Linked DNA regions of Mus musculus: region 2 is linked to region 1. The links are chromatin contacts, found by Hi-C or POLR2A ChIA-PET in ENCODE. All regions are on one chromosome and are shown on one strand. The core of a region is the stretch at or near the end of the contact, and the rest is flanking DNA. Distances in the headings are between cores, read along the strand shown. Region 1 holds the start of Samd4 (sterile alpha motif domain containing 4). Region 2 overlaps Samd4 (sterile alpha motif domain containing 4).

Region 1 (2,700 bases), core at 195-2,694:
GCAATCACTACTGAAAGGACAGAAAAAGCTGCAGTGAGACCTCGGCACGCGGACTGGAGCGTCTAGGGGGATCCGGGAGTGAGAGGGAGCTCGGTAGGGGGTGTGTGGAAGCCAAGGCTGGGGGAAGGGGTGTCCCGCGAAGGGAAGTCCCCTAAATTCCAGCCGGCCTCTCCACACTCGGATGCGCGAGCTGAGCTATTGCACACTTCCTTCCCAGGTGCGGGAGGAGACCCCGCGGCTTCCTGTTGCTGCGGCTGTGACCCGCAAGTGCTCCCTGCACACCCCACCCGGAGTGGCCTCTGGGGCTGTGTCTGCGAACGCCAGCACCAGCAACAGATCCTCCCCGCGCTGAAAACTTGCAATGCGGCTGTGAAGGGGCGCGGGGGTGGGGTGGGGGCTAATGCAAAGCAGAGGCGGTGTCAGAGGCAACCAGGGTTCCAGCCTCCTCCTCCTCCTCCTCCTCCTCCTCCTCCTCCTCCTCCTCCTCCTCCTCCTCCTCCCCCTCCTCCTCCTCCTCCCTCCTCCTCCTATTCCTTCCCTCCTATTCCTTCCCTCCCTCCTCCCTCCTCCTCCTCCTCCCGGAGAAGCAGCCGTACGGCTGCAGCTCCATCTACAGCAACAGCCAGCATCTCCGCCGCCAGGCTCCCCTCTGGATTTAGGCCGTGAGCAGCCGCAGCGACAGCTCGAGACAAAAATAAACTCTCCCTATCCAAAGCTCGGCGCGGCTCAGTCAGAGCCCTCACTCCCCAGCGCCGCGCCAGCCCACCCGGGAGGTTTCCCTGGGCCTGCTTGACCCACGACCATCAGATGTGTGTGCGCGCGCGTGTGATTTAGGCATCCTGCCCCCGGTCCCCGCCGCCGCCTGCGGGCCGGAGTGTCCTCGCCCTCCGGTCCCAGGCCCAAGGCGATGCGGTTGGGGGCGCACGCCTTACGCAGGGACCGCGGGAGCCCGTATCACGGCTTTCCCAGGCGGCAGGGCGGACCCCGAGGGAAATGCAGATTCCTCCCTTCCGCACACGCCCCCCAAGGACCTCAAAGAAGAAAAGTTAGGTTTAGGGGCTCTATCGTCCCATCTCAGCTCCCGTGGCGAGGCGAGCAGAGACTAAGCGCCGGACCCTCTGGGGGCCGCTCGCTTCCAGCATCTGACACCCAGAACTTCTGGGTAGAAGAGCGAAGCCCCCGGGAAAGGGTCGGAGGAACCACTGGGTGCCTCGCCCGGGACAGCAGAAGGGACGCTCACCTCCACGCAGCTCATCCCTGCGGCTCGGGGCCCTGCGCGCGGGTCCGGGGCCGTAGCAGCAATCAGTGGGGTTGGGGGCGCTCGGAGCGCGGGCTGCGGGCCATGCCGTCGGGGCTGGCGGCGCGCGGAGAGGGCAGCGCTGCGGGTTCGGGGCGCTATCGCTGCCGCCACTGCTGCCTCCAGTGTCGGCTCGCGAAGGACTGAGCCGCCCGGAGCTCCCCACATGCTACTGATTAACATACACCATTACATCATGGGCTTGGCAGGGAGCGCCCGAGCGGGGGGAGAGGAACCCGGGCGGCGGCGGCGGCACGCGGGGGAGTCGGGGGAGGGGGGGAGGATCCCCGGGCCCGGCGGGCGGCGGGTTGGGGGGAGGGACGGATTCCTAAGCCCGGGCCATAGAGGAGGAGGGAGCCAAGTGGGAGGAGCGGAAGAGCGCAGATTGGAAGATCTGCGTAGAGAAACACAGAAGTTTGGGGAAGGGGAGGGGTCCGGGTGAATTCCTCTCGGCTGCCACCCGCGTGTTCTACAACGGCCAGGGCACCGGAGCCTCCGGAGCTGGGACAGGAGTGAATCCCAACGGAGCTGGACTGGAGCGAGAACGGTGCTGCCACCCGCCGCTCGCCCTTGGGAATGTGGCTCCCCAGGTCCAGTGACCCTTTGGCCTGGGACCTGTGGGTGGCTGACTGGTCCCGTGGGTGACTGACTGGTGTAGACCGTAAACACCCGGAGTCACTGTCTCTGGGGGCTTGGACGGATTCCTGGGGTCTGGGACGCATGAAGTAGCAGAGGGCGGCGAAGGGCACAACGCGCAGGGCTAGATGTGTCTGGCCGCGGTGCTCCACGAGGCCCTTGTCTAGGAGAAGCAAGCAGAGCCTGGTCGATCACCCTCAGCCCAAGTCCGGCGCTGGATGCCCTTTATTTTTGCAGTCCTCCATACCCGCCTCAGGCCTCGCTTTCCCGAGAGGAGGAGGCGGACTTCGGGAGCCTGATCTCAAGCTATGCTTGGCGCGCGGCTGTGGCTTGTGGCCTGGAGCTGTGGCCCCAGGCGCCCTGGGCGACGGGGAGGCGTGGCGAGACCACCTGTCAGCACCACGGAGTTTGGGGGACGCGGCTTTCACCTGTGCCTGCAGAGGGCGGGGCCAGAGGCTGGGCCGGGATTTGTCGCTGGAAGCTCTAGGTCGCCTACTATAAAATGCTTGCATGGGTCAATTACCCAAAAGAAGGGTTGACTAAAAATACCCTAAAGCCTAGACATTTCTGCATCTTCTAATGCGAACGGTCACAAAGGGACTGGCCAAAATCCAGCCTGTTTCAGAAGAAACACCGAGCCTTCGAATTTGTTTTCCAGAGACTTGGGAGCATTTATAAACGAGAGCTGGAAAAGCAAACGTGGGTCTGCCCTGCTCTAGCTAGCACAGTTTTAAAGGTAAAGTGTCCAAGGCCTTATTCCTCCACCT
Region 2 (2,700 bases), core at 155-2,654, 50 kb before region 1:
TCTCAGCTGGCAAGGTGGGGCTGGGGCTGTGTAAAATCCGGGCCATTCATCACCATTTGGCACATCTGGGGTCCTCTGGATAAACCCCAGCAACAGGAAAAGGAAGGCTGGCACCACCATTCTGATGACCAGCCATCCCAGGACCAAGGGGACTTAGGCCAGGGCTCTCCCAGTATTTCTTTTTATTCTGTGTGTTGTTCTAGATGGTTTCCATTTACTGTATCTAGTTCTTAATTTTTTTTTAGAACAGACAGGAGGTGGGCTCTGATATGAGGCCCCTTCGCAGATCAGTTTAGATTCTACAGCTGCTGTGAGACTCAGGACAAGTTAAAGAGACCCTCCATTCCACATGTCAAAAACAAAGACTGCAACAATTTGGACTCCTATGGGCCTGAGATAGATGCAATGCACAGCCACTGCTACCGGTCTCTATTAGTTGGATTCCTGGCAAAAGAAATGGAAGTTTTAAGGTCAGTTAGATGATAGATGTTCTCCTAGTATTAATAAAAAGAAAGAAAGGAAAAAAAAGAAAGGTCTCTTGCAAGTGGACACATAGAAATTATATTTTAAAAAATTGATCTGCCTGCTTCTGGTTTTGACTCGGGGTGGAGGGGAGCGGTTAAAAGGAAACAGGGTAGCCCCAGGCAAAGCACGGTCATACCCAGACTGTGCAGCACACTGCATAAGAAAGTTCCAGTCATTCCCACCAAATAAACAGTCGCATGGAAGAAACATATGCTATCCTACCCGAGTGCTAGGGTACATCTCACAGAAAGGGGAACCGCAGATGGGGGGGGGGAGAAGGGGGGAGGCCAAAGATTATATTATTCGCATCCCAGAGGGTTAGAGAATTCCAAGTATGCTTTAGGAGGGGGTGGGGAGGAAGTCTTGATAACAAGTGTATCTGAATACCAGAATCTAACTTTGGCTAAGTTACACGTTGACTTAAAATAATTGCCAAAGAATTCTATCAATAAGTAGATGGTATTTCTTAGCAATCTCCCTTCCTGTACATCACTCCAGCAGATTTGATGGAAGCGATATTCCCACTTGAAATAAGTCTACAAACCAACTCTCAAAGCACATTTAAAGTGACATTTTTCTCACCCACAGGAATCCTTCCTATTCTTCTATGTGAAAAATTTATTTTTCATTCTGCATATTTTATCCAAACATGACTTAAAAAAAATCCCAGAATGTTAACCCTATTAAACAGTAAGCCTTAGGAGAAATTATATTCCTTTACAGAGACTCAACAGATGCTGAAGTAAAACATTCCTTCTTGCCTGGGCCGTCTTTTAAGTAATTTTCCAAAGGACAAGTGTTAGCTTAAAAATAAAACAAACAAGCAAAGGGGGCGGGGCAAGCATCCCATCCGCCCGCCATTGGTGTTCAGCCTCTCCAGATATCAGGCAAGAAGCAGCCGGAGGAAACAGCCTTGGTAACTGTGCCTGACTCTCTCAGGCTGCAGACAGACCTGTCCCCAGAAGGAGCCATTAAATCAAACAGACGTTTTGAAATATAGCCAGAGACATATTTATTCTAACTTGGGCTAAAATTCTCCTGTTTATTTTCAAGTGTGAGGGGAAGATAAGTTTGATAAATGCTTGGGTGAAGGTAGTCTGGTTTGAAAATGTGATTTCTCAAAGAGCGCAAGGCATTGATTCCCTTTGTGATGGCGTCTGGGCAGATAGCATTTAAGATCTTGAAGCCCCAGATTTATCACCTTATGCTTTTGAAGCACTGGTGGGTTGGTAAATGTCTTAACAGCACATTGGTTCTCACAGGGCACACTGAAGAGGATGTATAGTCTGTGCCAATTGCCTTGGTGTAAACACCCCTAACGTGGCTTGATCAGGCCTACCAAGGAGGCGTGACTGCAGATGCAGCTACGGAAAGCTCAGCACACTTGGCCCTCGGGAGCCAATGACATAGAGCATGCTCCACAGGAGCCAACGGGAATTCACGTAGCATGCCCCACGGGAGCCAATGACATACACCACGCCCCACGCGAGCCAATGAAGTGCAGCACGCCCCTGCAACTGAGTGCATCGGGAGCACTAGACAGGCCAGAGCTGTACCAGCGGCCATCTTTCTTTCTAAAACTTGAAGCATTCAGTTTTTCCTTCTTACAGTCTCTGTCACAAAAGGATTAACAATGTTGGAAACAATCAATTGCAAAGCCCTTGGGGGGTGGGGACTGTTAATAAACAGAACGACTCCTTAATCTTATCGGCTACTAATCCTCTCCAACAACTCAGAGCCAGGCCTCGAAGAAATCGGCTGTCTCAATGTCCTCTGTCAGCAAGGCTTTGGAGTCTTTCCCCCAACATAGTGCGGTCATCAACAAACTCCTGAAAACAGAGCTGACATCACAGTTAAAATCAAGTGCCCGACTTTAAGAATTTTACCAGCCAGGCGCTGTACAATCTCAGGGGAAGGAATCATTTGTTATAAGGTGCTCCGGGCTCATTTATAATCTTGCCCTCAGCAAGGACTATGTTGTTAGTGTGTATGCACGTGAGTACGGTGCATGTGTGTGTACATGTGTGTGCACGCACACACGCACGCTTGTGGAGGACCTAAGTGTGTATATGGGGAGACCTGAGGCCAATATCAGGTGTCTTCCTGTACCTATCTCCACCTTCTTCTTCTTCTTCTTCTTCTTCTTCTTCTTCTTCTTCTTCTTCTTCTTCTTCT

Evidence for each region. A loop is a pair of places that touch in the nucleus more often than their neighbours do. ChIA-PET counts read pairs that join two places held with the same protein, here RNA polymerase II (POLR2A).
Region 2: a loop to region 1 is called in a map of gastrocnemius, with 2.7 times the contacts of the local background. The contact joins the enhancer-like site here to the promoter of Samd4 in region 1. A Hi-C loop is called at or near these places in 10 of 37 maps with a recorded cell type or tissue (adrenal gland, gastrocnemius, heart and 1 more). POLR2A ChIA-PET finds 5 or more read pairs at or near these places in 1 of 5 experiments (Patski).

Annotation. Positions count from the first base shown.
Region 1 is chr14:46,881,709-46,884,408 of GRCm38, reverse strand. Samd4 (sterile alpha motif domain containing 4) reads right to left here and starts at 1,444. Exons shown (of 13, transcript NM_001037221.2): 1 at 1,241-1,444; 2 at 1-10. It overlaps Gm34934 (a long non-coding RNA gene), which reads left to right and starts at 1,610. Exons shown (of 2, transcript XR_383407.3): 1 at 1,610-2,669.
Region 2 is chr14:46,931,600-46,934,299 of GRCm38, reverse strand. The region is part of intron 2 of Samd4 (sterile alpha motif domain containing 4); the gene reads right to left. Among named protein-coding and RNA genes, the nearest start is that of Gm52120, 11 kb to the left of the region's middle. Within about 2 kb of position 1,404, at least 1 of the 3 ENCODE cell types and tissues checked has a DNase peak (open chromatin) inside an H3K27ac peak, as active enhancers do; it is heart, where a contact is called at or near this core.